Regions from separate parts of the Homo sapiens genome. Here all the other regions are linked to region 3. The links are chromatin loops, found by intact Hi-C in ENCODE. Cell type or tissue: K562. All regions are shown on one strand.

What was found. Peaks named below come from ENCODE experiments on the same cell type or tissue, not always from the same donor. Only the 100,000 strongest peaks of a DNase experiment are listed, where the experiment ranks them.
Region 1: a loop joins it to region 3, with 4 times the contacts of the local background. A loop is called at or near these places in 15 of 110 quality-filtered maps.
Region 2: a loop joins it to region 3, with 8 times the contacts of the local background. A loop is called at or near these places in 16 of 110 quality-filtered maps.

Annotation. Positions count from the first base shown.
Region 1 is chr7:129,631,322-129,639,321 of GRCh38, reverse strand. The region is part of intron 1 of NRF1 (nuclear respiratory factor 1); the gene reads right to left. Among named protein-coding and RNA genes, the nearest start is that of NRF1, 24 kb to the right of the region's middle. In K562, a CTCF peak has its summit at 3,586 (motif pointing right); a DNase peak (open chromatin) is centred at 3,591.
Region 2 is chr7:129,641,141-129,649,140 of GRCh38, reverse strand. All of the region lies in intron 1 of NRF1 (nuclear respiratory factor 1), which reads right to left. Among named protein-coding and RNA genes, the nearest start is that of NRF1, 33 kb to the right of the region's middle. In K562, a CTCF peak has its summit at 4,330 (motif pointing right); a DNase peak (open chromatin) is centred at 4,331.
Region 3 is chr7:129,340,017-129,348,016 of GRCh38, reverse strand. All of the region lies in intron 1 of AHCYL2 (adenosylhomocysteinase like 2), which reads right to left. It overlaps LOC105375500 (a long non-coding RNA gene), which reads right to left and starts at 7,240. Exons shown (of 2, transcript XR_927962.3): 1 at 1-7,240. RefSeq lists an enhancer at 7,712-8,000. In K562, a CTCF peak has its summit at 4,740 (motif pointing left); a DNase peak (open chromatin) is centred at 4,756.

The DNA.
Region 1 (8,000 bases), 290 kb before region 3:
CAAGATCAAATAACCAAAATCCCCATAAATTGTCAGGAGTTTGAGAGCAGCCTGGCCAAAATAGTGAAACCCCATCTCTACTAAAAACACAATAATTAGCCAGGCATGGTGGCGCACGCCTATAATCCCAGCTACTCGGGAGGCTGAGAAGGGAGGATCAGTAAAGCCATGGAGGTCGAGGCTGCAGTAAGCAGAGACTGTGTCACTGCACTGCAGCCTGGGGGACAGAGTGAGAACCTGTCCCAAAAAAAATTCCCATATTTACTTTGTGAGTTAATTCATTGAGATAAACTGTATCTTGAATTACTTAGAAAATTAAAGATGCCATATAATCAAAATTAGAGGCACAGTAGTAAGAAGGAAAAAAAATCAAATTAGAATCCTACACAAGGATGTTAAAGTAAAAAAGCATATTATATTTCAAGACTAAAGCAAAATTTAGAAAGTAATTGAACATAAAATTAAAATGCCTTTACCTAAAACTAGGCATAACATCTCCATTTTAGAATTTAAGTCTATAAAAGATATCACTAAACTCACAGAAGGAGGGGAGAAATGCTACCTAAGTTCCTAAAGAAATCAAAACTACCTAAATAACATTTACACTATATTTCCTGTTTAAAAAAACCAATCACCAAAATTTTTCCATGACTACTACCAATGTTGCCATTTACAAGAAGTATAGGCTAGAGAAGAGAATAATTATCCCATAAGAATAAAAAATATTTTTCTCAATACCACTTTCTCAGTGTAATCTTTGATAAAATTCTCAAAAACAGAAGGGGAAAAGAGGCCATCAAATGTAATTTACCATACCCACATTTATCAGCAGCTACTCGGTCCTGGCCACAATGGATGTCCTGCAGCTGGCTGTCAAACCACCAAAAGCTGCTCATCATCCACCTTCCTAGTCTCTTAGAACTAAGCTCACTTGGGTCAAAACAAGTCAACCGTCTTTCTCGCCAGCAGTAATATGCTGGAATAAAGTGTCAAGTATAATTCTGGCTGCCAAGATTTTGTTCTGAAGAACAGACTTGTAACTATGAAAGGGGACATTAAATTAGAGCTATTGTCTGAAAGAAAAGGGCAATCTGTATCTGTAGCTTGACTGGGATAACACAGGTCTTGATCTGTAGTCAAACCAGAGGAAAAGGAAGCAACCAGAAAAAAACACCACATATCACAACCCCCAAAAAGAGTGAACTATTGAAAAAAAAAAAACTGTGCCAGTAGCAATGTACAAAAAAAACTAGAGTCTACTTTAGAATAGACTCCATGTGCTGTGCAACAAGGAATATTAACTCTTGGTACAGAGAAATATCACAGAAGCCTTAAAGCAGAGGTGTCCAATCTTCTGGCTTCCCCAGGCCACGTTGGAAGAATTGTCTTGGGCCACACATAAAATACACTAACACTAACGATAGCTGATGAGCTTAGAAAAAAAAAAACAAAAAATAAAATCACAAAAAAATCTCATAATGTTTTAAGAAAGTTTATGAATTTGTGTTGGGCTACATTCAAAGGCATCCTGGGCCGCATGCAGCTTGTGGGCTGCGGGTTGGATAAGCTTGTCTTAAAGGATGAAATAGATTTATGTGTATTGACACACAAAAAAATCCATAAAATGATGGAAATTGAAAACAACAGGTTATAAAATCTGCTAGAATGAGTGTGGTCTCATTTTTTTAAGTGTAAATAAATATGGTTGTGGACAAACAAAATAATTTCAAAAGATATACTAAAACTATTAAGAATACTTTTTATCTATGCAAAATAGAATTATGGATTATAAAAACTTTATTTCTGCTTTATAGATTTATTTCTCCCTTCAAAATAATAAGACTGTGATTACTTTTATAACCATTGTTATGTCCAGGTTTGAGAAAGAAAAGACAAACAGCATAAGCTCTTCTTCTTTTTACCAAATGAAATACCAGAGGCCTCCAAACTCATGAAATCAGGGACACATACAGACTTTCCAAGCTGCCCAGTGTCCTCTGGGAGCCATTTTCTTCCTTGCTTTTTTGCAGGGGTTTCCAATGAATCTTCTTCTTCTTTTTTTTTTTTTTCAGCAGAGCCTTTTCTTTAAGCAGAATCCTGTACAGAACCTCAAAATGTAAGGTAACAGTGGAATTTCTTCTATTGAAGGGTATGGGAATGCAGAGAGTTAAAGCCATTCATCCTCCTCACCACTCAGAACTCCAGAGCACAAGTGGAAACATGGTGATTAATCCAAGTATTTCACTGTACAGTTGGGAAACTGAGGACCAAGGATTACTCTCCTGTTAAGCCCTGTCTTATTGACTGGTCTGTGGGTCATTTTACTTACTAGGCATTATAGACACAGTAACTGGGGCCTGCAAGCTTTTCAAATACATACTGAAAGTTTAAGAGAAACTGAAAACACACAAATTGGCTCCAATAACTGTCAAAAAGACAAAGAAACATAATGGTTCTTGAAGTTCAATATGATTCAAGCACTCCAAACACCCTGGCAGCTTTGCAAATGAATACGTTTTTCTATTGTCTAAGGTTTATGTTTAGCCATACGTATCTATCGAAGCAACACAAACTAGAATCAGCTATTGAGAAAAGACAAGTGGAAGAAAAGCAGCAGCAGAGGGATAGTTTTCGAAACTGAAAAGAGACAGAAAAGATACATTGATCAAATTCCCCAAACACCCCAATGGCTTAGTGAGCATAATCTAACAAGATAAATGTTCACAGGCATAAACATATCATTCTAAACTTTGTTCTAAAAAAACCCATTGAAAAGCCAGGTGCAGTGGCTGACGCCTGTAATCCCAGCACTTTGGGAGGCCAAGGTAGGCAGATCACCTGAGGTCAGCAGTTTGAGGTCAGGAGTTTGAGACCAGCCTGGCCAACATGGTGAGACCCCATCTCTACTAAAAATACAAAAATTAGTCGGGTGTGGGGCACACACCTGTAATCCCAGCTATTTGAGAGGCTGAGACACAAGAATCGCTTGAACCCAGGAGATGGAGGTTGCAGTGAGCCGAGATCACACCACTGTACTCCAGCCTGGGCAACACAGTGAGACTCTGTTTTGAAAAAAAAGGAAAAAAACCCACAATCCATTGAACAAAAACAGGATGATGGAGACTTGTGTCATCATCACAGAGAAAGTAAAAAGATTCAGAAACACTGGCTCACAGTAAATTTAGTCTGGAAAAAAAAGTATCACATGACAAGCAACATATGCACAATGTGAACAAAGACCACTCCTGTACTTAGCCCTGGGCACTCCACTTTTAAAGATACGAGAAAAAGCCCGTTACATTTCACTGGGACTATGAAAATGCTTAATTAATGAATAGTTAGAAAAATAAGAGGTGTTTAAATCTAAAGAAGGACTTTAGGAATCTCTCTCATAAAATATTAAAAGACCATTATGAGGAAGAGGAATTAGATTAAGTCTGTGACCCTAATAAAAAAAAAAGGTAGGAAATTATGGCAAAATTCTGGTCAACAGATCATTTTTCTAACGGGGTGTATAGACAGAGTGGCTGGAAGCAGTGAGTTCTCCCATCACTAGATGTCCTCTTGCAAAACCTAGACAACCACTTGGGGGCACTGGAGACGTGGGCCTTGCATGCATCCTGACTTAAACGAGCAGGCAGAAAGAAAGGTAACAAAAAAAGATTCCACCCCAGGAGAGTCTGAACCCTGCGGTCCAAAAGTGTTTATTAGGAAGACTGTCTTAGGTCATTTGGATACATACCCCAGATAAGATTGGATACAGTCCTTGCCCTTCTCCTGGGAGAACAGAATCTATTGATATTCTGCTGCAGCTGGGGGTATGTACAAATGCACATACAAACAGAATTATACAAACAGTATGAAGCTAGCCTTAAGCAAAGGCTCGGTCCTCTTTAAAGAACTGTAACACTCCCAAAGGTGGTGTGCTTAAAAAACAAACAAACAAACAAAAACTGTAACAGTAGAAGCTGAAAAGCTCTCCCAGAGAAAGGTAGGAAAAAAACCAAAACTCTTCTGCTATCATAGTCTTAAAACATTTTATACAGTTGCCCTATAATTAACAAATTACAAAGGAAAGCAAGTTTTATTAACGTATTGTTTCCCTTTTCCCATCTCTGAAGATTATATTCTATATAGTCAAATTAATGCTCCAACAATACCTTACTTAATGCTACAATCTCAACCATCCCCAACCGCCTAGAGACCCTGAGAAAGGACTTGGACTTGTTTTATTTTGCCTTTTAAATTTATACACTATTCCAACAAATGCAGTCCTCTGATTTCTGAGGACAAAGCAGAACTGGTAAAGCAAGATAAAGAGAGTAAAAACACATGGAAAAGGAAAAAAATAGATAAAGAAAAGAGAAAGCAAACAAGAACAAGCGAAGTACAACCAGCTGGTATTATTTATGTAGGGACAACCAGCCCCACAGACCTCAATTACTTGTAATCCTATCACAGGGCAAGCAGTCCATCAATATACCTGAGTAAGGTGTTTTTGAAAAACACACGAGCAACCTGAAAATATATACATCAGCCACTTTGGAAGCCTGTTTGGCAATTTCTTACAAAACTAAACATAGTCTTACCATAGGATCCAACAACTGCACTCCTTGGTATTTACTCAAATATGCTGAAACTTATGTCCACACAAAAACCAGCACACAAATAAATATTCACAGCAGTTTTATTCACAATTGCTAAAACTTGAACACAACCAAGATGTTACTCAGTATGTGAATGATAAACAACTTGTGGTACATCCATACAGTGAAATATTATTCAGCATTAAAAAGAAATGAGTTATCAAGCCATGAAAAGTTATCAAGCCATTAAATACATATTGCTTAGTGACAGAAGCCAATCTGAAAAGGCTACATTTGTATGATTCCAACCATAGGACATTTTTGGAAAAGGCAAAACTATGGAGACAGTAAAAAAAAATAGTTGTCAGGGGTTAGAGAAAGGAGGGAAGACAGGAGCACCAGGAGACTTCTGGATTAGTGAAACCATTCTGAATGATTATATATTTGTCAAAATCCACAGACTGCACAAACACACAGAATGAACTTGAATGTAAACTATGGACTTCTGTTAATATTGGTTCATCAACTGTAACAAATCTACCACACAACAGCAAGATATTAATAAAGGAAATGGGTAGGAGAGAATATGGTAACTCTCCATACTCTCCACTCAATTTTTCTGTAAAGCTAAAACTGCTCTAAAAAATAAAGTGTGTGTGTGTGTGTGTGTGTGTATATATATATATATATATCTTTTTTTTTTTTTAAATACAGATGTAAAAAAACAATATTCCCTTAAAAAATCACGGTCAAAGTGGGGTACAGGGATTTTCAGGCATGGTCAGGAGCTCCACCAATCTAAATCACCACAGCCTGCCGTTATATAATGCTGAATACTTTCACAGATTTATAGTTTATATATTATAAATTTGTTACACATATAGTTTATATATATTTATTCTTAAAGTACAGTTTTATATATATATACACATACACACACACACACATCACTTATAGTTAATAAGTATGGTTATCTAGTGCTGAATACATCTGAACATAAAGGGTGAGCAGTGGTGGGAAAAGACTGAGAAGTCAGGAGGGTTGGTCAGCTGCATCCACTGAAGATTCCATGTTGCTGGTGGAAGTCTCCCCCTCCTGCCACTGGTGAGAAAAATGGCTCAGACTGTTGCTTCTTCACTTTAAAAAGTTTGGTGGAGCTCTTGTTTGCCAACAGTAGCCTATGGTGGCACTTGTCTTAAATTGTGTATCATGCTTTTCCTGCTCCCTCCCTGCAGTGGCATAGCATGTTAATAAAGATCTAACTAAAAAGTGCACAAGGGTTCAAAGGCACCTAGAACAAAAGAAGTCACAACACAGTTCAGTAATCAGTGCTTTCCACAGTGACATCAAGTTGCCAAGAAAAGATAAAATTATAAGCACACCACAGTATTCTGGCTTAATGAGCACAGAAATACTTGTAGGCTTTTTATTTTCCTTTTTCCCATAAAAAATGGTTAAAACCAAAACAGTATTTAACGTTTAAAAAGATAAGCATCACCTATCTGGAAAATTTGTTTACTAGAAAAATCTCATATAAATTTAAAAGCATGTTCAGTAATACAGCCTCTTTCCAGATGCCACTTCTATGGTGTTTGCATATTAAGAAATAGACTATCAATATCTGGTATAGGTAGTAAATTTACCAAGTATGTCTGATATATAATGCTCATTCATTTTCTTTCCCCCTTTTCAACTAAGAATCAATTAAAATGGGATTACAGGCTTTATGTAGCTGTTTTGCAATTTTATGTAATCCTTAAAACTGGGTCCCTTTTATATTAAAGGGTACCAAAAAATACATACATAAGTGGGAAGACAAGAAGCAAAGGAAAAAACCAAAATATTGACTGTAGTATCTCTGGATAGCTGGGCTACAAATTTTTATCATCTTCATACTTCCCTTTATTTTTAAAATTCCCTACAAAAAACATGTATTACTTTCACACTCCATTATATCAAATATCTACAGCATTTAAAGTGAGTAAACTATAACTACATGTACCAATAAAGTTTAACCTCTTATACAAAGCTTAAAAACATATAAAACAATATTACACTTTTTAGTTTTCCCTGCAATCCAAACATTGTTTTTTTTTTCAGTGGATACATATATATATACAGAAAAAGTTTGTAAAAATGCAGGGAGAGAATAAATATCAAATTGAGAATAATGGTCACAGCTGGGAAGGGAGAGGACTAGGATGGGGAAGGGGTGCCCAATAAGCTTCAACAATAACTGTGATTTTTATTACTTTAGGTAGTAGGTATATGGAATTTATTATATTGTTCTATATCCTTTTTTATGCCTAAAGTATTTCAAAAATTGTTTAAAGTGGCAACTACTGTAGTCATACTAAAAACAGTAGGACTTAACCCTAATCTCTTCAAACTACTTAAATGGGGTTATAGTACTGAGTAAATCAGAGATAAATGTATCTATTATAATAAGAAAATTCTTTTAAGAGACAGGGTCTCCCTTTGTCATCCAGGCTGGAGTGCAGTGGCATGATCACACCTCACTGTAGCCTCAAACTCCTAGGCTCAAGCAATCCTTCAGCCTCAACCTCCCAAGCAGCTGGGACTACGTGCACATTACCCACGCTCAGCTAATTTTTAAAATTTTTTTAGAGATGCAGTCTTATTATGTTGCCCAGTCTGGTCTCGAACTACTGGCCTCAAGCAGTCCTCCTGACTTAGCCTCCCAAGTAGCTGGGATTACAGACACAAGCCACTAAGCCTGGCATATAATGAGAAAATTTTTTGAGAAATTTAAAGCAGTTCTGAAGGTCAGCAGTCATGCATATTTATAAGCAAACAGCAATCTGAAATCCGTGTTCCAAAAAATACCTGTAGCAAACATTCCAATCTATGCCTTACACAAAGAACACAAATTTAAATCTGTCCAGTAAACTTAAATATATACATTATTTTGAATATGCCTTTTTTTACACACTTATAACTCTAAAAGAAGATTTTTTACTTTGGTCAGTTTTAAACAGTCTTTTAAGAATGTCATAAAAATAGAATTAATTTCTGACTGGTATTTCCCAGGTTGGTGATTTCAAATCAGATGGTTTCAGTTTATCATCTTATAATATGCTATGATAAAACCAGGCTGAGGAAGTCCAAGGAAACACTGAATAGGCTTCTCCCTGAAAATCAAGTTCCTGGCCAGCCTCCATGGCTCACACCTATAATCCCAACACTTTAGGAGGCCAAGGTGGGAGAACTGATTGAGCTAGGAATTTAAGACCAGCCTGGGCAATATAGCGAGACCTCGTTTCTAGAAAAAATTTAAAACCAGCCTTGGCAACATAGGGAGACCCCATCTCTACAAAAAAATTAAAAAGAAGGAAGGCATGGTGGCGCACGCTTGTGATCCCAGCTATTCAGGAGGCTCAGGTGGAAGGACTG
Region 2 (8,000 bases), 300 kb before region 3:
GCAGTAAAAATTAAAAACAATTCCACAGCTCAAGTCAGAGTGAAAATAGAATCAAAGTAAAATGTGGCTTAATTGTGAGTAAAAATGGAACATAAGAAAAGAAAAATCCATTTGACCTAGGATAATTCTCTTTCAAAGAGTGTATGAGTGATGATATCAGACATGGAAAGAAAAAAAATACCCTCCCACACCACTGGGCTCTACAGTTGAAAAAAAAAAAAAATGAAGCTATAGTTGTACATGTAGTTCCATCTCCAGACCCCGACTACAGACCAAAATACAGAAAATGAAATATAATACAAAACAGCAGGTAAAAGTTATGAACCATGACAATGAAAAAGCAAAGATAAGGCTGACAGAAATTTGGAGGCGGGAGAGGGACAGAAAGGTGGAAGAATGGCTAGGAGTATAGAGTATTAATATCCTATCCTTACATGGTGAGGGAGTCAGGAGACATTATTAGCAGGAGATGGAAACAGTATTACAATGTAACTATCAAAAGTACAAGGGAAAGGAAAAGTACTAAAAAAATAAGTACCTTATATTCCATAAAAGAAAGTCAAGCTGGGTGTGGTGGCTCACGCCTGTAATCTCAGCACTTTGGGAGGCTGAGAAGGGCGGATCACGAGGTCAGGAGGTAGAGACCATCCTGGCTAACACGGTGAAACCCCGTCTCTACTAAAAATACAAAAAGTTAGCCGGGCGTGGTGGCGGGCACCTGTAGTCCCAGCTACTCGGGAGGCAGAGGCAGGAGAATGGCGTGAACCCGGGAGGCGGAGCTTGCAGTGAGCCGAGATTGTGCCACTGCACTCCAGCCTGGGCGACAGAGCGAGACTCCTTCTCAAAAAAAAAAAAAAAAAAAAAAAGTCAATAATGCCCATTTGATAAATCAAGAAATAGTGGTATAGACATATTATTTAGAGTTATGGAGGCATTACTGTTTGATGATACTATAAACAAAACAGTTAAACTATAAACAAAAAACAGCTAATTGTCTCTGAAAAGTGGGACTCGGGATGGGGAAAGAGTGGCAAAAGACTATTGATTTTTATTGTAAGTCCTTCTATTTCATCTTTTATTATATGAATGTATTACTTTGACTTTTAACAAAATGAGCTTTAAAAACAAATAGCTATGATATAGTCTTCCAAACTGATCCTTTTGAAAATTAAAATTAAATGACATGTTAGAGCAAACTGTCACTAGATAAATAAAGCTCCCTTCTTACGTTAAGAACTGAGAACAGCACAGTTCAAGTTTAGAAGTGGCCTTGCCTTGAGGAAGACAAACTCCTAATTTGCGGCATCTAAAACTAACAAAATTGTATGACTAATCAAATATTTTTCATACCAATAGGTTAACTTTGTAAATATTCCTTAATACTAATAACACGATAATCCAGTTAACAATGATGCTTTTATATAATGCTTAAGAAAAATAAGCTTTGGGCTGGGCGTGGTGGCTCACGCCTGTAATCCCAGCACTTTGGGAGGCCAAGGCTGGGGGATCGCGAGGTCAGAAGTTTGAGACTAGCCTGACCAACATGGTGAAACCCTATCTCTACTAAAAATACAAAAATTAGCCAGGGGTGGTGGCTTTAATTCCAGCTATTCTGGAGGCTGAGACAGGAGAATCACTTAAACCTGGGAGTCGGAGGTTGCAGTGAGCAAAGATCGCACCACTGCACTCCAGCCTGGGCAACACAGCGAGACTCTGTCTCAAAAAAAAAAAAAAAAGCAAGAAAAGAAAAAAAAGCTTTACCACACAACTTCATAATGACTTAGGGATGAGTGGATGATTTTATGAAAATACTGTAAGCGCCAGGCATGGTGGCTCATGCCCGTAATCCCGAGAGGCCAGAGGCGGGCAGATCGCGAGGTCTGGAGTCAGCCGGGCCAACATGGTAAAACCCCGTCTCTACTAAAGATACAAAAAATTAGCCGGACATGGTGGCACATGACTGTAATCCCAGCTACTCTGGAGACTGAGGCAGGAGAATTGCTTGAACCCGGGAGGCGGAGGTTGCAGTGAGCCAAGATCGCGCCACTGCATTCTCCAGCCTGGGCGACAGGGTGCGACTCCATCTCGAAGAAAAAAAGAAAAGAAAATACTGTAAGCTCACTGAAGTCAGGGCTCGGGTCCATAAAGTCTCTATGAATAGATCTATCATAATGTGCTCTTTGATAAATGATTGTGGGTAATCAGCTGCACATTTTAATAACTAAAGCTACACCCAGGCAGTTACAGTTTCTGTAACTCTCCTACAAGGTTATGCTTGCTGTTTATCTCTCTCTCTCCGTCTCACTTCCAAGCCCTGTCTTCTATTCTTGTCAGAGTTGCACTATTCCTCGCTCTGGGGCTGAGCCTGCCAACCATGTTTTCCAGACTTTACTGCCAGTATCCTGTTAGGTTTTGCCTAGGGAGACTGGAAGGGGAGAGAAGAAGGGATTTCTTTGCTGTTTTCATTGTTATAATATCAGCATTGCTCCAGCAAGAGGAGTGTTGCACCTCCCAACTCCAGCTGTGCCTCTTCTCTCCTGGTGGTTGAGTACCAGCTGAATGGCATTCCACTAGGAGATCAGATTACCAGCTGCAGGAGGACCTCTCTGAGCTTCCAGGTTCTTCTCTTCTGTTCCCCCAAACCTAGGGGTGGTAGTGCTTCCTATCTGGATTACCCCAGTGTCTTTTGTGCTCTTTCATCTTGTAACACCTGTGTACCCAGTTCCCAGAATTAAATTATCTGAAATGCCACACATGGTTTTCTAGGCCCCGATTAATACTTAAAGAAGAAAATACATACTTGCATTCAAAATTACTCATACAGTGCTGGTAAGCAGCAATCCGGGATTCTCATACCCTCAATAAAGAAGTGATGTAAAAAATGAAGCCCATTTTTACAAGACTACAATTAGAGTTTCTGTTTTCAGACACTGATGAATCTCAAATTTAATGAATCATTAAAAAGATGCTAAGCTATAGAGTATAAAATGTCTCACAGGCCTGGCGCGGTGGCTCACGCCTGTAATCCTAACACCTTGGGAGGCAGGTGGATCAGCTGAGGTCAGAAGTTCAAGACCAGCCTGGCCAACATGATGAAACCCTGTCTCTACTAAAAATACAAAAATCAGCCGGGTGTGGTGGTACACGCCTGTAGTCCCAGCTGCTCGGGAGGCTGAGGCAGGAGAATCGCTTGAACCCGGGAGGCGGAGGCTGCAGTGAGTTGAGATGATGCCACTGCACTCCAGCCTGGGCAACAAAGTGAAACTGTATCTCAGAATACATAAATACATAAAAATAAAATGCTTCACACAGACAGAAATGGGACACTTAGAAGTGAGAAGGGAGCATAGACAGGAAAGTAGGTGATATCAACACAAACTTATGTTTGTGAGTCTATCTGACCTACTCTTTAAGTCTAACATTCCTGCAAACCTCAAAATCAACATCATAGTACTATACTGTCTCTTCATAGAAATAACACTGACAAACAGAAAATAATTTGTCATATTACTCGATGAATAGATCAGGTTTTTGGAAACCAAAGAAAATGTGGTAGCAATGGTACCTTTGACCTTTATCTACCATCCTAACTCCCTAGCGGACTGCGTAGACCTACTGAAAATCAGTGGTGGGTAATGGCTATCATTTCCAGCATGGGAAAGAGCGATTTAGAGTTACCATTCTTTTTTCTTATTATACAACTGGGCTCAGCATGTACAAGTGTCTGGAGAGTCTCCTCTCCATTCTACCTCATGCCTACTTAAACACATCCTCACTTCTCCGGCGGGGTGGTACAAACTCTGGAACCAGAATACTGTATTCCATTTCTTGCTCTGCCACTTACTAGCAACTTGGAGAAGTTTCATTTGACTTTTTCTGTCTTAGTTGTAACATCTGTCAAATGAAGGAAAATAACAGAATCTACTTCATAGAATTACTGGGGACAAAATGAATTACTATTTGAAAAAGGGCTTAAGGGGACATGGTATATAGTGAGTGCTATATAAGTGTAACTTATTCTTATTCCATGTACAAAGATGAGGACAGCAAAGAAATGTTGAAGGGACAGTTACATGATTTTTTTTTTTTTTTTTACACTGGGTGAAATAATGTTTACAGATCACATTAGGAATTTTGACCATACAAATACCTCTATCATAGAGTTCTTAATCGTTTTTGAATCATAAACTTTCTTGGGGATGGGTGAAAGCTACAGAGCTCCTCCCTAGAAAAATGCTACACATACAGAATTCTCCAAAATATTCCAATCTTCTTCTATTCAAATTATAAATAGACTATGTATTACTAGAACACTAGAGGGTGCCACAAGCAAAGGAAAAAATGTAAAGACAGCATGGGGAATTTTGGCTTGCCGGAACATCTTTCCATAGAGAAGAGTTAAGTCAATGTACTTCATCAAATGCTTAAAATATGTCAACTCTCTTATAGGTTCTGGATTAGCACTGTCTGGTAGAACTTTCTGCAATGATGGAAATATTCTAAATGTGTGCTGTCCAAAACTGTAGCTGGACATGTGGACTACTGACCACATGAGATCATAAGGAATTAAATGTTTAATTTTAATTAATATTAAATGGCCATATGTGGCTTGTGGCTACTATATTGAACAGTGCAGTTCTACATTCTAAAAAGTTTTGACTTGCTTCTTATCACAGGCCATTATCTATCAGTGTGAAGGTAATTTCTAATAGAGTGGGTTCATACAATTATTCAGGCCATTTGTCCCTTGTGATAATTCAGCACTATAGAGACAGAAATAAAGATTGTCAGCGTTTTGTCCTTGCCCTACAGACGTTCACAGTCAAAAGTACGCTGTCTTTTTACTCATTATAGATGACCCTACCTACCTAATTTCCTATGTTTCTTTACTGAAACATCTCTCTAAGCCCCTGGGTTATAAGAGCTTAAAAAATAAATAAGTGTATACTGAAAGACTGAATTAATACAGTTAAGTAAGTAGGCTTTCGCCATTTAAAAAACAAATCCTATTCTAGTGATATTTGCTAAGGGTTAAGGGAGCACAGAGAAGACAAAACTGCAAGGACATGGGGCAGGCATCCTGAAGGAAATGACAGAGTCTACAGTCAGAAGCTCGTCAGGCTCCAGAATGAAAAAAAGGGCACTGCAGGCAGCAGCAACGGCTTGTGAAAGCACATGGCATAGCAAGGGGACATCAATGAACGCGCAGACAGCAGATTCAGGGGGAGTCTGGGGACCAAAGGAACACAGCTCCCAACTGCCTCCACACCAGATTCTTTCTTTACACTGCCATTTAGTCTACTAAAAATAAAGCTAATGCTGACCCACCTGTCAAAATGAAAGCAGTCTATCCACACTGTATAACATCTTGTAGCTTACAACCCTGTGTCTGGCACACTGCCTGAATGAAGTAGGTGCCTAGTGAAGGTTGGTGACAACAATAAAAAAGCATTAGAGAGTGCATTCTCAAATATGTAGACGCTTACCAGAAGCTACACATATCAATAAAAAGCAGGTGAGTTGTTAAAGCTATCCCTGGTTTAGAAAGATGGTGAATAGGAAGTTTGGTCTACCCAAGCATTTGCAACTGGGTCAGAATGCAGCTGGCATGGCTCTTTTTGCAGAATAATTGTTTGTCCACAGCTGCTCCCAAATTACCAAAAATCAAATAAGTAGTTGCCATGTGTGATAGCAGGATTAGAGGCTGCCTCAATTTCCATTATGGAAAAATAACGTAAATTGCCACAAGTCCCGCCCCCCAGTCTCAAATAAGCACAAAGGACACTTTTATTCAGATCCTGCATACTGTGAAACAGCATTGTTGCCTGGCTGCTTCAGTGGCGGGCTCAATTCTGCTGGATCTGTCACTACACAACCAACAGCCAGTTAAAGCTATTTCCTAGCTTCTGCAGGACAGCTCAATTCATGATTTTTCTTCTGAAATAACTGAACTAAGGATTTGTTTCTGGATAAAATTATGAAAGTATTTAAGTGCCAATACCACAGACCTAGGAATCTCTGCTATTCAATCATTCTCTCCTTCATTCAACAAATATTTACTGAATTCTTATCAGGTACTCCTACATTATTGTAGCATGTGTATTCCAAGAAAACCTATGACTGGCAATTCTAATTTTGTATCTCTAAGTTTAAAAAGTGTATTCTCAGCCTGGGTGAAATGGTGAAACCCCATCTCTACTAAAAATACAAAAACCAGCTGCGTGTGGTAGTGCATGCCTGTAGTCCCAGCTACTTGGGAGGCTAAGGTGGGAGGATGGAGTGAGCCCAGGAGGCAGAAGTTGCAGTGACTTGAGATTGCACCACTGTACTCCAGCCTGGAAAACAATGGGACCCTATCTCATTTAAAAAAAAAAAAAAAAAAATTTTTTAAAGAATGTATTCTTTTAGAAGTGACTTGTGTTCTTTGGGGGTAACTGAGAAAATATAGGGGAATTAAAAATAAACACAAATCACTGTAACCTGAGATAGCTACATTACCAAGTTAACTATTTTATGTATATGCTTCCAGCATTTCCCCTGCTAGTTTCTTATACAGTTGGTTTTGTTTCATTGTTTTTAAACAAAAATGAGCCTATATTGTATATACTGTATTACAAATATTTTTTCACTTAATATAGATTAAAATATTCCATGTTATTAACATTTTTGTATCTTTTTTAAATGTCTACAGAGCATTCCCTGTAAGAACATACAGTAGTTTAGTTTACCAATCCTCTGAAGTCATTTAGGTTATTTCCAATTTCTCACTATTATAAATAGCACTGTTAATGATAACTAGTATTCAATAAATATCTCTTGAATAATGAGTAAATAAATGGTTTAATAAGCTGAGTCTTGGCTGGGCGCGGTGGCTCACGTCTGTAATCACAGCACTTTGGGAGGCTGAGGCGGGCATATAACTTGAGGTCAGGAGTTCAAGACCAGCCTGGCCAACTGGGTGAAACCCTGTCTCTACTAAAAAAAAATACAAAAAATTAGCTGGGCATGGTGGCGAGTGCCTGTAATCCCAGCTACTAGGGAGGCTGAGGCAGGAGAATTGCTGGAACCTGGGAGGCGGAGGTTGCAGTGAGCCGAGGTTGTGCCACTGCACTCCAGCCTAGGCAACAGAATGAGGCTCTGTCTCAAAAAATAAAATAAGCTAGGCTGGGTGCGGTGGCTCACACCTGTAATCTCAGCACTTTGGGAGGCTGAGGCGGGTGGATCACAAGGTCAGGAGATCGAGACCATCCTGGCTAACATGGTGAAACTCCATCTCTACTAAAAATACAAAAAATTAGCTGGGCGTGGTGGCACGCACCTGTAGTCCCAACTACTCGGGAGGCTGAGGCAGTAGAATCGCTTGAACCCGGGATGTGGAAGTTGCAGAGAGCCGAGATCACACCACTGCACTCCAGCCTGGGTGACAAAGCGAGATTCCATTTCAAAAAAATAAATAAATAAAAATAAAATAAGCTGAGTCTTTAAGCACATACCAAATTATTTCCTTAGCTTTTAAAAGACATAAACATTTTGAGTAATCGTACACTTATGATTCTGCATATGTTCACAGCAGGCAGAGAAAGCGAATGCAATAAAAACAGCAATCTAAATATAAAGGAAAGCACACAATACTTGGTGGTGAATGGAAGACAGAATAAAAATATTAACCTTTTATAACCTAGACAATATGCAAGTTGAGTACAGGTATCAGAAGGTAGAATATAAAAAGAGGGACGTGAAGGGGGTATTTACAATCCCATTTTCCAAAATGGCAAGTTAAGAGGCCCTACAGGAAGTTGATGGATCAAAAAATTAAAGTTTATCATTTAAAATTATAAAGATAATTAATAAATGACTTTCAAAGTAATATAAATATCAAATAATGACAGGGGTAAAAAAGTGAGTTAAATTCTCATTTTTCACATCAAAAACTTCACAGGTATCATCTAAAGTTGATAAATCAAGGAACAGAAGTCTAAACACATTATTAAGGCTTATGG
Region 3 (8,000 bases):
ATTTTGTATACGTGGGTATAACTGAAGATCCTTCTCCCATATTTTCAGAAATTGTTTTGGAATCCACAGGGGAAGGAGGTCCTGGTACCCAAAGTAGATTGGTACTGTAATATCTATCTGAAAAGCTTTCAAGTATGAAATGCCACTTGGGTGTAAAGTAAACAAGGTAAGGGATACAACTGAAAGGAGATTCAAATATTCCTTAGAATAGTGAAATAAACGCCTTTTAATTGTGGGGGTTGCATGTTTTCCCTCGTCATTTCTACCCCTGGCAATATAAACATCCAGACATTTGTATCTGTACATTCATTAAGCTATAATTCAGTCTTTCCAAGGACTGTAATTGTTCACTATCACTGTAAAGAAAAAAACCAAAAAAACAAAAAACAGAGGTGAGGAAGGGAAGCAAAACTTTCCCATTAAGCAGCAGTAAGCTAAGCCACAAGTGAACACATAAATACCTATACAGCTGAGGGTGATTCTGAATTTAGACCAGTAGTCCTTAGTTATTTGACCTGTCTCCATGCAGTTTCATATCACAGCTGTTCTGTTTTTAAAAATAGACGTTTAAAGAGCAGTTTTAGGTTCACAGCAAAATTGAGGAGAAAGAGAGTTCCCATATACCCTCTGCCCGTCAAAGACATAGTTTCCCCCACTGTCAACAACCTGCACCAGAGTGGTACATCTGTTACAGTTAATCAATAAGCCTACACTGACGCATCTTTATCACCCAAAGTCCACAGTTTACATTTGGGTTCCCTCTTGGTGTTATACATTCTATGAGTTTAGACAAATGTATAATGATGTGTACCCATCATTGTAGCATTATACAGGATGATTTCACGGCCCTAAAAATCTGTGCTTTGCCTATTTATCCTTCCCTTCTCCCAGCCCCTGGCAACCACTGATCGTTTCACTGTCTCCATATTTTTCCTCTACCAGAAGGTCACATATTTGGAATCATACAGTATGTAGCCTTTTCAGGTTGGCTTACTTCACTTAGTAATATGCATTTCAGCTTCTATCATATGTTTTCACAGCTTGATCACTAATTTCTTTTTAGCACTGAATAATATTCCATTGTCTGGATGTACCACAGTTTATTTACCCACTCACCTACTGAAGAACATCTTTAAAATTGCTTCCAAATTTCGGCAATTATAAATAAAGCTGCTATAAACACCTGTGAGCAGGTTTTTGTGTGGATATAAGTTTTCAATTCCTTTAGGTAAATACCAAGGAATGGAATTGCTGGATTGTATGGTAAGAATATGTTTAGTTTTCTAGGAAACTACCAAACTGTCTTTAAGTAGCTGTATAATATTGCATACCCACCAACGAATCAGTTCCTTTTGCTCCACATCCTCATTAGGTGTTGATAACTTGGTGTTATCAGTGTTCTGAATTTTGGCATTTTAATAGATGAGTAGTGGTATTTCAAATGATTTTAATTTGCACTTCCCTAATGACATATGATGTTGAGCATCTTTTTAGATGCTTATTTGACATCTATATATCTTCTTTGGTGAGTTTTCTATCCATGTCTTTTGCCCACTTTTTAATCAGGTTGTTTGTGTCCTTATTATTAAGAGCTCTTTTCATAGTTTGGATAACAGTCCTTTATCATATAGGTCTTATGCAAATATTTTCTCTCCGTCTGTGGTTTGTCTTCTCATTCTTTTGATACCACTGTTTTTAACAGTTGAAAAAACTGAGGCTCTGAGAAGTTTAACTACTCAAGGCACATAGTAGGAAACAGCAAAGACAGGACTTTAACTCTGCTCTTACCATCATTCCATGTTGTATTTCCTAGGATTTATTTGAAAAAGGAGACACAATACTGAAGGAAAAGGAACAAAACCAAATACCAACCACCACCACAACCACTCTGGTTGTAGAAAAAGGAAATTACACACCCTTACCTTCTCTTATCCCACAAATCCTCTCTGATAATCTTTTCTGTTACCATGTTTCAGTTATCATCTATATGCTGATAACTGCTAAATCTCTACTTAGACAGCCCAGATCTCTCAGATCTATATACTTAATTGCTCATTGGACATCTCCACTTATACATCCCACAGGTTCCTCAAACACAGCCTGTCCAAAACTGAACTCATCATCTTACCCCCCCAAACCTGCTCTTCCTCCTCTAGGATTACCTATGTCAATAATTGAGCCTCTATTTCGGAAACCTGGAAGTCACTCTGAGATCACTTCATCCTATCCTACCACTTCATTTGCAGAAATGGCCCCAGTATATAATTCTGTGTTCTCCAGCCAATGATCCTATCATTGTCTTCCTATTCATGAACTCTTTCCCAGTTTCATTTTCCTTCTTTTCTAGCCTAGATTTCCTGTCCATCTTGATAATGTGACTCTAGAAACACCTTCACTCAGTCATCAACGGTCTAGACTAAAGCAAGCCAACCACAACAACACCTTCACTCTCTTCATTATTTTTGCCAGGCAAAACCTAAATTCTGATGACATATACTAATTAATTCCATGTTTGGGCCCAAGCAGTTACATGTTGCAAGAGAAAAACCATGTGTGACTAAGCTGACAGGTTTCATATTAAAATCACCTTCCTAAACATCTAATGAGCATCGATAGTTCTTCAGTCATCTTACAAAGTTTCTTTAGTAGGCACATACTCCCCTATCCTCTCCCAAAAAGAATACTGTATGTTTGTCCCCTCAACTTCTTCACCTTCAGGTGGCAGACTTACTTTATATATAAAAAAGAAAATAAATGTAAGAAAACAGAAAAATGTCTGATGTAAACTCTCTCCCTTTCCAATCACCAGGCAAACCTCATATGCACAGCTTCCTTCTTACCCTCTCCCACTGAAGGCAGAATTTTTCTTTTCTTTTTTCTGTGGCCCAGGCTGGAGTGCAGTGGCATGATCTCGGCTCACTGTAACCTCTGCCTCCTGGGTTCAAGTGATTTTCCTGCCTCAACCTCCCGAGTAGCTGGGATTACAGGCACCTGTCACCATGCCTGGCTAATTTTCGTATTTTTAGTAGAGATGGGGTTTCACCATGTTAGCCAGGATAGTCTCGAACTCCTGACCTCAGGTGATCCACCCGCCTCGGCCTCCCAAAGTGCTGGGATTACAGGTGTGAGCCACCATGCCCAGCTGAAGGAAGGATTTCTATTTGAGCTACAGTCTGTTCCCTGTCAAGTTAGTAAGAACTCTTTTTTTTCCTCCCCGCTTCCTGCCCCTTTTAAGGACTCTTTCCGCATGACCTGGTAGCTTATTTAGCTCTCCCACCACTCACTCCTTTGTTCACTATACTCCATCAACAGTCTTCTTTTCCAACTTAGGGCCTTTATACATACTGCCACCTGCTTTGTTTCCTTCATAACACTTATAATTTTTGGTTACTTCAGTTTATTTTCTCTTTTGTTGCTGACTCATCTCACTACTATCACAACCCGAGGCAACCACTGATCTGTTCTGTTACTATAGATAGATTTGCCTTTTATGGAACGTCATACAAATCATATGGAATCATAAAATACTCTTTTATATCTAGCTTCTTTCATTTAATGTTTTTGAGATTCATCCATACTGTTATATGAGTAGTTCATTCTTTTTTACTGCTGAATAGCACATTACATGGGTGTACCATACTTTATTTATCCATTCATTTATTGATGGACATGTGGTGTTGTTTCCACTTTGGGGCCATTATGAATCAAACTGTCATGGACACTTGTGTATAGGTCTTCATGTGAACAATGGGCTTCATTTTCTTGGGTAAATGCATAGGTAAGGGTGAAATTGCTGGGTCACCTGGTAAGAATATATTAAATTTATAATAAACTGTTTCACACCAGCAATGCATGATCATTACAACTGTCCCACACCCTCATCAGTAGTAGCTATTGTCACTCTTTTTAATTTTAGCCATTCTAGCAGGTGTGCAGTATCTCACTGTGGTTTTAATTTGCACTTCTCTCGTGGTGTTGAGTATCTTATATGCTTATTAGCATTCATATAGTATGTACTGTGCTATGTCTGTTCAAATCATTCCTCCATTTAAGAAACTAGATTATCTTATTACTGAGTTTTAGATTCCTTTATATGAATTCTAAATACCAGTCATTTTTCTGTATATGTATTGTGAATATTTTCTCCCAGTCTGTGCTTGCCTTTTTATTTACTTACCTGTGTCTTTTGAATAGAAGTTTCTAATTTTGGAGAACTCTATCAAAACATTTTCTTTTAGAGTATTTTTTGTGTGCAAAGAAAGTTTTGCCTACCCCAAGGTCATGAAGATTTTCTCCTTTGTTTTTTTCTATAGTCTATGATCCATTTTGAGTTAACTTCTATACTTGGAATGAGATCAGAAACAAAGTTCACTTTGCCCCCAAACAGTATTTAGTTGTTCCAGCACCATTTGTTGGAAAGAAAAATTTTTCCCCACAGAATTATCTTGGCTTCTTTTTCAAAATCCAGTTCATTCTATAGGTAGAGGTCTATTTCTGGAACTTCCCATTGCTCTAAGCTCCCCCTCTCCCTTTCTTCTTAAGTATTAAGCACAAAATAGTCTTCGAAGTCATAATTGATAGCAGGGAAGGTGCCTTAATTGTCCATATATCGCTAACAAAGTGACATCAGCATGACAATTTAATTCCTATTATAATGCAGGACAAATAAGAAAACATATGAAAATTAATGCTAAGTTCATCATAAACAGACCACTAAAAACAAACAATATCCTAGTGCCCTCTAGTGGGAGGAAACTGTACGGATATGCCAAGCAAGAAAGATGAGCTTTTAATAAACACTACTCACAGGAATATTGAATACCAAGAAATGTGACTAATATTTCCATGCCTTCTCCTCATGCTTTTTAAGACAAAAAATTTTAAATAAAAAAGGAAAATGTTTTGCTATTTTAAGCAACTTTAATCCAATGTGAATGCAATGAAATAGAAAATTGGATAGACAAACAAAACAGGTATTTGGAATTTATATCCCCATAGTATACTTCCCTATATAAAGGAAATGGGGCCAGAGGCCAAAGGAAAAGAGAAAAGATTTCACATAATTAAAAGATGTAAATGAAATTGTTTCAAGATACATAGTATAAATACATTATCAAGATATGTATGTTAATATATACTTGTAACACATAACGTGTAATATTATATACATATATGCCAAATTTTTCTAGAATGAAGCACAAGATGATGTCAACAATGACTGCCTGTGGTGAACAGAGGTGAGTAGGGAGAAAGGAAAGATTTACATATCCCTTATTTTAAACATGTAAAATAAATGCTCTTACTTTAAAATAAGGTCTACCACTTTGAAACAGTCTAATGGTAATTTTATATGCTTATACATGAACTCCCAAAATAGGTGGCAAGTGAATAATACTGCGTTTAGAACAGTGTGTTTCAACAGTTGATTATAATTAACCCTTGTTAAGTCCCTCAAGGTACAAAGCTACATAGCCGCATTCTCTAACACACAGAAGGGAGATTACTACAAGTTCCCTCATCTTTTAATTGGAAGTTCTTGGTATATTCACCTACCTTTTGCTTCTTTATTCCTATTTTAAAGGAAAGGGTCTCTCTCTTCATTATTGTCTCCTTCAAACTACCTCCCTACCCATATATTTTTAAAATCTATTATTCTGGTCACTTAGGATCAAAACTGAGTCATGACTCTTACTCTCCTTCCACAAATGTTCTTTGTTTCTTCTGGATATTACCTTTGAGTTAATGGGGAGGAGGAGTCTAAGAAGACTTGGGTTTCTGGTGCTCTCCTACCAGCTGATAGGGTGAATGATGATACCAACAAGTAACAGGAATACTTCAACACTGGTGTCCCTTCCCAACTCCACCCCTGTACTTTTGCATATAATTTCCTCAGTTTAAAATGCCTGCTCTGTCTCCTTCTTATTAAACTCTTTCTATTTACTTTCTGTTCTCCTTCCCTTCTCTTAATGCCAAAGTACATGCTGGTTCCCACATAAAGCTTTACCTTTATAACCCTGGAGATAAACCATTCTTCTGAGTGGTTTAATGGTTGTAATTACTGCCTGTACCACTTAACAGACTTGTAGTCCATGCTCCTTTACACTGATATTCTTCTCTTTAAGCACTTGCTATTTTTTCCCAAGTGTTGGTAAATTCTCAAGATCGTGGACAGATTACACAGTTTGTTTTATTTCTACTATCTTGCCACAAATAGGTTTCATATGATAACCATGAGTGTGTTATTCCCACCCTCGAAATTCACAGGCATTCGACAAGAAAGCTTTGGGGACAATAGTCACTTTTACTGCTATCAATGACTTACACATACTCAGTCCTCCATTCCATCTTCATCTGCCTCCCACCTCCATCACCACCCTGCCAGCCACTGCCGCCGCCAGATCTCTTCATTCCTATACTTTCCCTTTCTTTCTCTGGTAAGTGGTACCAAAGAATTATATGCTATGCTTTTAGTTAATTCTAACGAAGGGGTTCAGAGTATGCTACCCTGGCATAAGAACTATTTCACACTGAAGGCAGTTGAGAAAAAGCAGACACAGAAGTTCTCAGCCTCCCTCCCCACATCCACCTTTCCTCTACCCTTGTGAAAGTGTCCCCCAACCACTTCCCTTACCAGGAAGGAGATAAAAAGCCTCATCACTGGAGAAAGGATGGCACTGAGAGTCAACACAAACAAACCTTGCTAACTAGCCTTTATCTACCTAGTTTCTCCATATATTTGTGTTCCCACACTTGCTACCCCTAGAAGCTCAATGTCCTTTTCCTTTGTCTTGTCACTTCTCTAAAAAATTTCTATTCTTTGCTAAGATGCTATGTAACCCCAAGTTCTAACTACCTCTTTGAGTTACTCATCACTGAGCTCTCCTTATGTATGTGCCATGCATAAACTTTGAAGAAAAGAAAAGAAAAACTTTGTTTTTCTCTTGTTAATTTGTCTTTTGTCAGTATAATTTGCAGCCCCAGCCAACTTTTGATCAAACCAGCATAACCTTGATTCCAAAACCAGACAAGGGCAGTACAACAAAGGAAAATTATATACTGATTTCAATCATGGACACAGATATATATACAAAATATGAGCTCATGAACAAAATAGCAAACTAACACAGCAATGTAAAAAAAGCATGATCATATAAGCTTATCCAAAGTATTCAAGAGTGATTAAACATTTAAAATACTACTTTGTAGAATTACCACCATAATGGATTAAAGGAGAAAATATCATATGATCTCAATAGATATAGAAAAAGCATTTGATAAAATTCAACAATTCATAATTTTTAAAAAACTCAAATGGGTAAAAGCAGTTCTTAGAAATTAAAAATAATGGAATTTAAAATTTCAACAGAAGAATTGGAAGAGGAAGTTAAAAACAATTTTATAAACAGTAGATAAAACGACAAAGGGGAGAAATTTTTTTTTTTTTTTTTTGAGACGGAGTCTCGCTCTGTCTCCCAGGCTGGAGTGCAGTGGCGCGATCTCGGCTCACTGCAAGTTCCGCCTCCCGAGTTCACGCCATTCTCCTGCCTCAGCCTCCGGAGTAGCTGGGACTATAGGCAACTGCCACCACGCCCGGCTAATTTTTTTGTATTTTTAGTAGAGACGGGGTTTCACCGTGTTAGCCAGGATGGTCTCGATGTCCTGACCTCGTGATCCGCCCGTCTTGGCCTCCCAAAGAGCTGGGATTACAGGCGTGAGCCACCGCGCCCGGCCTGAAAAACTATTTTTTTTAAACTGGCAGATCAGGACAGAAAGTCATAAAGAACAGAGGAAAAGGGGCCAGGCGCGGTGGCTCATGCCTGTAATCCCAGCAGTTTGGGAGGCCAAGGCGGGCGGATCACAAGGTCAGGAGATCGAGACCATCCTGGCTAACACGGTGAAACCCTGCCTCTACTAAAAAAAAATACAAAAAATAAGCCAAGCGTGGCGGAGTGCGCCTGTAGTCCCAGCTGCTAGGGAGGCTGAGGCAGAAGAATGGCGTG